Linked DNA regions of Homo sapiens: region 2 is linked to region 1. A link is an interaction called in ENCODE POLR2A ChIA-PET data of the cell type or tissue named here. Cell type or tissue: Caco-2. All regions are shown on one strand.

Region 1 (5,000 bases):
AAACTCCTGTCCCATGTTACAATATGGATGGACCCTGAGGAGGTTATGCTCAGTGGATAAGCCAGTGACAGAAGGACAAATACTGTTCAATTCCACCTATGTAAGGTCCCTAAAGAATCAAATTCATTAGAGGCAGAAAGTAGAATGCTGGTTACTAGGGATGGAGGTGGGGAGCAATGGGGAGTTATTGTTCAATGGGAACAGAGACGCAGTTGGAAAGATGAAAAGAGTTTTGGAGATGGATGGTGGTGATGGTTGAAAAATGAGAATGTACTTAATGCCATTGAACTGTACACTTAAAAATGGTTAAGATGGTATATTTTGTGTTTTATGTATTTAAAATAATGATTTTTAAAAAGCATAGGATTTCGTTATAGGATTTCTGTGCTATATTTATGGGTGGGAAACTGTTGTCATCCTTAGAACTGTTTGCAAAATCAGGTTGAGGAGTGAGTCCTTAGGTGCTTTTCCCACTGATATTCATGGTGTATTACCTATATAAATGTCTTAGCAAGAGAATTGAAAAGAAAGGATAGGAGTGCAGGTCAAAGATTATTCAAAATTGACAATCCTAGAAATTTTACTTTTTGGAAATGTTTGAATACAGGAGAATCCTAGAGTGTTCTCAGCATTGTACAGAAAAATGTGGTTACTCTATTTCCCTTTCAATAACATCCTGAGTTTTATTTTTCCTCTGGTTCTTTTCCTCTTCTACTTACATGAGACTGATAATGATCTACAAATCACTGACATGGAGAGGAAGCTGTGCCTGCTGCTTACAAAGGCCTGGAAGTCCCTGATCTCATTTCCCATCTGTCCTTTTGAAAAGAAAAAAACTTATTTTTCACGATGTTTTGTCCTCACTCTTTTCTTATATAGAGCCAAAAGAAAAAAACCCTCAATACTTTGTTTTTGGCTTTTTATTGAAAAGTGTTCTTTTCATAAATTCCTCAAAATTCTCATCAGTAAGAATTCAGTGGCCAACAGTGTAACTTTCTGTGAACATTGTGGTTTGTGGGATATTAGTTCATGTCTAGGCTTAGACCTAACTGAAAAATCTGGATAAATTATATTTCTGGGCCGGGTGCAGTGGCTCACGCCTGTAATCCTAGCACTTTGGGAGGCTGAGGCGGGCAGATTACCTGAGGTCAGGAGTTTGAGACCAGCCTGGCCAACATGGTGAAACCCTGTCTCTACCAAAAATACAAAAATTATCTGGGCGTAGTGGCGGGCGCCTGTAATCCCAGCTACTTGGGAGGATGAGGCAGGACACTTGAACCCGGGAGGCGGAGGTTACAGTGAGCCAAGATTGTGCCACTGCAACCCCAGCCTAAGCAATGAGAGTGAAAGTCCGTCTCAAAAAAAAAAAAAAAAAAATTCTGAATAGACACATCTAAACCTTGAGGATATGAGAATTTTAATTCTAGTTCAAGTAATGCCTTTTACAGGAAATAGTGATTGATTTTTTTTTTTAATTATCATCACATAGTCCTTAAAAAGAAAAGCTTACTTTTCAGGTAGCACTGATCAGCTGAGCTTAAGGGTATATTTATTTAACTTATGTTTATTCTTAAACGACTTGTGAAAGGACTCAGCTTTGTGAGGTGCTTGGAATCATAAAGATAAGCTAGGATCCTTGCTTTCAAAATGCTCATAACTTAGGAGAGGAGATAAAGGTATGTCTTAATAAGCAGGGGACTAGGACCAGTGTCATGACATAAATCTAGTCCCATGGGAATCTACTGTGGCAGTATTATTTGAGAGTTTAGTGGAACACTCAAGTGCTGTCAGCTCTTGAAGTGGCTGGAAACGCAGAAGTCCAGCCCTGAGAGAAGTGTTTAAAAAGGAAGATCTGGACTCATCCACAGAAAAGTGAGACAGGCATGAAAGGGGCCGAGAGCATGACGGACTGAAGCCTGGGCTAGTGCCTTCATTTAGGAAAAAGCAGGGGAAGCAGAGACAGAAGTTAGGATAAGAACCAGGAAATGGAGAAGAAGAGTTGGAAGAAGGCAGGCAGAGAGGGCAGACAGTCTCTCCATGGCTAGGGAGGTCCCAGGAAAGGGCTGTGGAGTTGGTGACCAGGAAGGGGTAAAGAAGTGAGTGGGGAGACACAGGTTAGAGTAAGCTGGAAACAGAAAGAAGAAATCAGAGTGGCTCAGAGCAGTGACAAGGTCTGCGGGAGGTTTTACCAGGATTGGGAAAGCAAGAATGAGCTGAGAAGGGTGAAACCCAGGCATGGAGAAGAGATCGAAGATATAGGATAATGTGGTCTGAGTTTTGAAGCAGGGTTCCGCATGGGGTCTCTGGGGAGGGAATTGAGGGTCTTTTAGAGGAGGAGTTGAGGAAGGAGAAATACTGCCAGCTCCAAATGGAAGGAGAGCATTGCGTATTGAGAAGTGTAGCGGCAGATTGTGCTGAGGGAGCTAATGTCAGGCTGGCCTGGGGCAGGGGGAGCTTGGGTGAGTAAGGGTTTGGAAAGCAGGCCATGGAGAGTGGCAGGGGGAGTCAAGTCTCACCAGCTTGTTCTCCCCCTGTTGGAACCATCGCCACAGCCTTTGTCTGTCCCTCTTACCTGGATTAATGCGAGAGACTCCTCTCAAGTCTTCTGGGTTCTCTCCTTGCCCTCTTCCAGTCTGTCCTAACAGTGTAGCTAGAGAGACTGTTTAAAAAGTGAGTCAGAGGATATCATTCCTGTGTTCAGAATCCCCCAGCAAAGGCCTTACAGTGGCCCAAGGGTCCCTGTGATCTTGTTTCCCATTTACTCCCAGGCCTTCTCCCAGCCCGCCTCTCTCACCATCCGCTGTCTGTCTGCAGCCACACTGGCCTCTTTGGGCTCCTGTCTCCCCCGCGAGGCTTGGGACCTATCCTGTCCCTGGAAATTCTTTACCTGGCTATCTCTTGCCCCCTGCAAACCTTTTTCCAAATCTGACCTTTGCAATGAGGCTGTTGCTGACTGCTACAGCTCCACCCCTCTTTGGCCTTGCTGGTCCTCTCTACCTTGCTCTGATTTCTTTTTTTCTCTCCCTGTCTCTTAACAGCCTCTCACACTGGTATATGTTCTTGCTTCTTATGTAAACTCCAGGAGGCAGGGATCTTAGTTTTTAAGCATGTAGAACAAGTGGTAGATATTCAATAAATATTTGTAGAATTAAACAAATGAATTATCAACCAAGAGGGGGGTCTTTCCACTTAAGATTTCAGTGAAAACAATTAGCCTTGTTGGAAATGTCAGTCACCTGGGAATAGAGAAGAGAAAGCAGAGGATGGATGGCTGTGATGGTGGCAGGATGTAGGTGAGAGTGAGTGACCCAAGGTCCTAAAATGACCTCCCAGGGAGTCAAGGCTGGAGAGTCTTTGGAGGTGGACCCTGGACTGGGAAAAGAAGACACTAGAGGGCCCAGAGGAGGAAAGAGCAAAAATACTTGGTGTGGGGTAGTTTGAGGAGTACCAGGGCACACTCAGGGAAGGGACATGTCAGTGTCTGAGAGCTCACGGGAGGAAGGTGTAGTGACAACATGGACCATGGTGGAGTGACTTTAGACGGCTCTTGGGTGAGGAGAATCAGCATGTAACAAAGCATTAAATCATTTGGAAGAAATTCAGAAAATCGTAGATGTACATTCAGCCCACTTACCAGGCCTACTAAACGTCAATCAGATATAATATCAAATTGAAATACGAAGTTAAGGGTAGAGCTCTTCAAGTGGCTATTTTGAGCATTTAAGCTTGAGCTGGATTCCCAGGTCCCTGGAAGATGTATGTTATAAGCTTTCTTATTAGAAATATTGTAGGAAAAGGAAGTGATTTACAAACATTTAGAATCATTGTTTCCTTGACTGATTCATTTGTTCTTTAATTTGTTTAAAACCATCTTGCTTAGCTCACCAAACTTCAAGAAGATCAGCATTGGACTGTGCAAATTCAGTGTTATTTTCCTAAACTGAAGGAAGTGTTAAAGATGAAAACTGCTTCTGAAAAATATCTTCTATGCCTGAGTCCAAATCAGCAACCACAGAAACATATTGGGGAAGCATAATTAACTTTGTATTTGTGCCAGCCTTTCTAAATGAAGGTGGAGGCCTGATAGGCTAGGAGGATGATCTGGTCATGACCCCGCTGTCCTTAAGTGAGGTTCAGCTGATTGGCACCTCAAAGGGTTCTCCCGCCTTCCTCGCTGTTCCCAGGGTATCCCTCTGCATCCCCATGAACTGTTACAGGCAGGGGAGGGTGTGTGGGCAGCTGTGTCCCCATGTGCCCTGGCATAGGACTGTAGGGGATGTGATTGAACATGTTATGCGGGAGCAGGACACACACATGGAACACAGTGTAATGGTGCCCTCAGGAGCCAGAGAACTCAGCGGAACCATGATGCCTCCTGCTGAAACAGTTAGGGTACAAGATCAGTGTGTTGATTTTTATGCTTACAAAGTATTTCATCATTTTCTTTATTTTTTTTTTCCTCAGCCTGCTGAGGGTAGTAGCTTTTTTTTTTTTTTTTTTTCTCATATAGTGGACACTGTGACGTGATTTTTGCTCCATATTGTGCTCAGGAAAACCTAGGATTAAGTGGGTAGTTGACATTAACTACACATGTAACTAGAAGAAAGAGAGCACACACGTATGAAATACCACCTGTATACATCAAGTAAATGTAAGATGTTATTCTCTTATCCTGAATGAAGGATATTGATGAACCCAGTAGTCCATCATTGTATGTTTGTGTTCCCCATGAGAGGTCACATTCTTCTTTTCTTTTTAAAATAACATTTAGCTGACATTTTAAATATGTCAGAGAGAATGGTAAAATTCTACAATTGGTGGAATTGGATAAATGCAGACCATATTTGCAAACCAATGAGGCATAGAAGGACAATTTTATCTATGTGATTAGTGTATATGTCTTAGGATATTAAAGGTAATCAACAGGCATGGATAGAGGAAGATTTGAACTAAGGATGATATCTTCCGTCAGGGGTAGCTTAATCAGATGGAAATTTATG
Region 2 (5,000 bases), 120 kb before region 1:
TGGAGCTCACTTCCATCTGCAGTGACCTTTGGGAGAGGAGGGGCAGAGGCCAGATGGAATCCAGTCTTCTCTGCTGCAGGCTTCCCTTGTGATCTTTTTCCACATTCTCAGGCCAGGGCATCTTTCCCTGGAATTTGGAGAGGATTCAGTGTCCTCTTTTAGTTGAGGATCTTAGCAGATCTTGAGTCATTTTTGAGTTCTTGATGATGATGTTAGCAGAGAAAAATGCAGTGCTGTTAGAAGTTTTTAAAGCTCTCATACCTTAGTATTGAGTAGGTCTCAGGTTGTCACTCATGATTCATTGACTCAACAAACACTAAAGAAAGGTAAACATTTGGTGAAGACACTATCCTTGTCCTCAAGGAGCATGGAATCTGGAGTGGACAAAGGAACACAGATGGGACCCAGGGAGCTTTGGTGTTGAGGTCCTCTTTTAGGGTCCTCTGCCGCTTGGCTATTTTGCTCCTGGAAGGAAGAAGGAAGGTTGTGACCGGTGCAGATGGAGTTTGTAGGAAGGTGTCAAGACTGAAGTCAGCCTTCTGGGTAGTAGAAACATACTGGGACCTACTTATCTATTACACTCCTTTTGCAAGATTCAGAAACCGGATGTTTAATATGGCTGTTATTCATGGGAGTAGTGATAGGATATTTCTCTTGTAAAGATTCTGGGTAGTGGCAGAAGAAATTACCATGAATGAGATACATGCAGTGAGAATTGTGGGTCAGGACTCCAAGGAACAGGCTAGAGAGATGGGATGGGAGGCTTTTTAGTTTTATGGTAATGTAGCTATTGACAACCTAAGGACTCCTAAAATTAGCATTTTGTAGCTATATGCAGGTAATTTCCTTTTAAGCTAACTAGGGAAAACAGGGCATTTAAGAGATTTATTTCTCTTGGAATTTAGAATACGCTCCATAGGTGCAAAGATCCCCAAAATATGCAAGGAGTTGGATCTTGACGATGTCCTTAATTAACTCCAGAAGCCATGTTAAGCTTGTTAAATAATATAGTATATTAACATATTAAATTTATATTAAGTAACATAGTATGCTATTATAGTTCTTTGTCTATCATAGTTGATATAGAATTGAAAATGAAACCAGTTTTCCTTAGAATTGAAAATGAAACCAGTTTTTGTGGAGTTCTAGATTAAAAATAATCTGAAATGATTGTGTGTACTGGGCATGAAAAGAAAATTCAGTCTTTTTTTAAGCTCCATAGAACACAAATTTGCATGGCACCATTCCTTGGGTTTTAGTGATTGTAAAAGATGCTGAATACTTAGCTTGGGGGCTTTTGGAAACAAGGTGACATTCTGCTGATTTGCAGTGGGGCTAATGATCATTGTTTCTAGAAAAACACCACTTTTTGAGTGCCAAGAAACATGCTAAAGTACTAAAGTTGGTTCTTAGATAAAGATGTGTACACTTGTGTTAGCCTTGATCTTTGTTTAGTTTTATCTTTTTTACTTATGCCATTCAGGACGTGTGTGGGTCATGTTAATCTCCTGGGTAAAGAAATGAGCAAGTATTTATTTGATTGGCAAACAAATAAGCATGCACATGTATTTTATAGATGCTTGAAAACTGTTTCCCACATATATCTGAACTGATAAATTTTAAATTTCGTACATGCATCAATTAAGTGAACACATTTGTTGAGTCCAAACACATTTGTTGAGTGCCAAGCACTGTGCTAGGTGCTTTGAGGAATCAGGATGAGTGAGACAGATCCTGTCCCATCTTGCCGACTGACTAATAGGAGAGAGAAGATTGCAAAATGAGCTTCATGTATACCTAATAGAAGATTGTATCATTGGAGAGTTATAAGTAAAGCGTTAAAGAGGTCTCAGGAGAGAGATTACCTCCAGTGGAGGGAATCAGAAAAAGGGTAATGAAGGAAATGTGAGAGATACAAATTATTCTAGATAGAGGGACCCGTAGGAGCACAGGCCTTGAGGAAGGAAATCATGGCGTGTACTTGGGAAACAGTGAGTAGTTGCGTCTGGTGTCATGTATGGAGGGTTAGAGGTACACAGATTCTGGTCACCCAGGGAGTGAGGAAGGCAGACAAGGCCAGGCTGTGGAGTGTTGACTTGATGCTTTGTTGTGGGTTTTCGAGCTGGAAGGCCTCAAGATTAGAACTTTGCTGTGGGAATACAGTGACTGTGTTGTCAGAGCTTAGTTGCTGGGGATTGGGTGGGATTAGAAAGCTGGGGGTTGAGGTGTTACTCAGGAGACTTTTGCCATAATTTAGGCAGCAGGTAATGAGGGCAGAAAGTAATGTGTAAGTTATGTGTAAGAAGTATTTTGGGACTAAGCTGATGTGTATTTGAACCTGATTAGATTAGGACATTTATTTATTCAATGAATTTTGATTAATAATCCTCCTTCCTCTCTCCACACAGTGAGCTTGGAGCTCCCTGGCCAGGTGAGGTCAAGAAGCAAGAGGCATTAACTATAGCCTTAGGTTTCAGCCGTGCGTGACTGTGCTGGGAGTGTGGTGATGCAGAAACCTGAGAACATCCAGCCCGTTACACAGGCCTTGAGAAGAGTGTAGAATTTATCTGGTCCTTCGCTTTCAGATAATTTCAGATAAACCATTGCAGACAGATGAGAATCTCATCTCCCCTTATAAACCACCAGCAGAGGAATGGATTAGCAGTGAGCTATTAGGGGGCCTTCATTTTTTAGAGAGTGTTTAGGGTAGAACAGACAGCTTTAAAAACCATTTATCTTGTCCTCTTTAAAATACTCAGTCATAATCAGTGTGCTTAATCATGAGGCCCCCGACCAGCTGTCTTCTCCACCACTGTCTTCAAAGCTGACATTTTGACTTCATATCAGTTTTCAGGAATGTCCTTTCCATGCTTCCCTTTGAAGGGAAAAATGAAAGAAGCCTTTAAAAATAGTAAGCTCATAAATAGTTATTTAGAGAGGGGATATAAAGTTAGGTAATTTATTTTGTTATGCCTTTTTGCACGTTTACTTTTTCCAGGTGAGAGAAAATAAATGTGCAATGGGGGCCCCGGTTCATTTTTAGATGTGAACTTCTTTCATATTTCCAAATAAAAGCTCAGTCACTGCATGGATTGATAAATTATAGATGGAAAACTGTTCTCAGTTTTCCTCCTCTTAGATTTCTTTGCTTCATGTGACCATAGATCTCTCTCTTCTCTTTGAAACTCCACCTTCCTTTGATATCCAAATACTGTCACCGCCACCTGTTATTTATCAATATAGTGACAACAGTTATAATGATAAGTCTTTCTTTGCACCCTTCTCTCTGTTTCATTATTTTCTCTTTCAGCTTCCTATTGTGGCCATCCCATAGAAAATGGGGACTTGCTGTTCTCCTTTCACTTTCAGAGAGTTGAGCTACTGCCTCTGTTCCAGTGACTCATTCCTAAGTCTTGATTTACATCTTTGACCAGGACATCTGTGAGGGTCAGGAGAAAGCTAGCTGGTGAAGAGAGAAGATGAGAGAAAAAGGTGGAGGATAAAGGAGAGTTTACCTCAAATGGAAGAAGATCTACAGGTCTTAGTAGAAGGCTTCAGAATAGAGAAGCATAGTAGGAGGTGAGGCTATGAAAGTGTTGAGCCTCCATTTCATGTTGGAAGGGAGGGAGTGCTCCTCAGCGTGAAACCTGCGGACAGGTTGGTGTGTCAACTGTTTATAACTGACCTGTGACAAGATGAGTTGTGCTTGAAGATGAATGGAAAAAAAAAAAAGTTGAGAATTCGTGTTTAGAAACTTTTAACAAATCGACAGGGTAACTTTAAATCTGTTGAATCTAGCAAAAATTTGGGGCTTATATTTTGTATGGGTTTGTTTTTTATTTCATTTATTAGTAATTGTCAAGATTATTTGTATTTTATAAAAGTATTGGTCCCCAGTGGCTTGGAGGAGAAAGAGGACCCTCACCACACATGGTTTGAGAGGTCCTGTTGTAGGTATGTGAAGATGGTAGTTGGAGGATGTTCCAGTTGAAGTGGTTGGTTTGGGCCCCAGAAACCAAGGGGTGTCAGGTTGGGAGGCATATGGATGCTCACCCGAGGCAAAGGGAGCCCTGATGACATGGTGTCCGGTGACTTGTGGGAGTCGCAGGGTGGAGGAAGGTGTTTGGACACCTGGGTACCCACACCCAGGTGAGGCCTAGCCCCAGCATTTGGTAGGAATGTGTGTATTCTCTGCTCGGTGAGGCCTTCTAGGCTGGGAAGGGTTCCCCACAGTCTGGGTAGGGCCGTAGGGCTGTCACCAGCAGTGTCATTTTGGCTCACTAGCCATGAATAGAGCACGACATCTTTCAGTATGACCCAGGCTTGCTTTTCATCGTTCGTTTGTCCCTGTTCTTTTCTACCTTGCCTCTGTCTAGACTTACTGCACAAGCCTTCCTGTTGGTTCTTTTCTTTTGTTTCTTAAATCCTTCTCTAATATTCTGACATAGAGAGTGATTCTTTCTGTTGCTGGCTTTCCTGGACCTCTTGTATTCTGAGTCGTGAACCTTCACATGGGTCTTTTCCTAATTCGGTCCCTTATCTGACAGTGGCTGGTTTGTCTTTCTTCAAAAGATGGTGTCATGATGGATGCCCAGCAAATGGTAACACCCGCAGAGTAGTAGAGAGTAGATTCGGGGACCCTGGGCTGGCAGCTCCATAATTCTTTCTCCCTTTTCTGCCAAAGAGACAGGATATTAAACCACTGAACTGGCGCGGTCCTGGGCTGCCTGCCAATGGAATATTTGGGGAGAGAATGGTGCAGCTTTTGTTTCTCTTGCCTTCTGTGGAGCCCTGGGGTGGATTCTGAAGGGATGTTTTCCCTCGCAGGAGTAACCCATTTGGTATTGAGAAAGCAGGAAAGCAAGTTTTCCTGTTACGAGCAGTGAACAAAAAGCAGAAAAGCAGGCAGCGGATGGCGATATCCTGTTGTAGAAGGCTTGCGGGAGCGAATGCAGACAAGTGCCCCTCATTCTTTCCGTGTCTTTAAGAAAAGCCAGGAG

Evidence for each region. ChIA-PET counts read pairs that join two places held together with the same protein. Peaks named below come from ENCODE experiments on the same cell type or tissue, not always from the same donor. Only the 100,000 strongest peaks of a DNase experiment are listed, where the experiment ranks them.
Region 2: POLR2A ChIA-PET joins it to region 1 with 9 read pairs; 2 of 35 experiments call an interaction of 5 or more read pairs at or near these places.

Annotation. Positions count from the first base shown.
Region 1 is chr13:98,943,884-98,948,883 of GRCh38, reverse strand. All of the region lies in intron 2 of DOCK9 (dedicator of cytokinesis 9), which reads left to right. Among named protein-coding and RNA genes, the nearest start is that of DOCK9, 32 kb to the left of the region's middle. In Caco-2, no CTCF peak of the experiment used is centred here; no DNase peak of the experiment used is centred here.
Region 2 is chr13:99,062,554-99,067,553 of GRCh38, reverse strand. It overlaps a transcript of DOCK9 not described here. Among named protein-coding and RNA genes, the nearest start is that of DOCK9-DT, 22 kb to the left of the region's middle. RefSeq lists an enhancer at 1-791. In Caco-2, no CTCF peak of the experiment used is centred here; DNase peaks (open chromatin) are centred at 63, 2,494 and 2,792.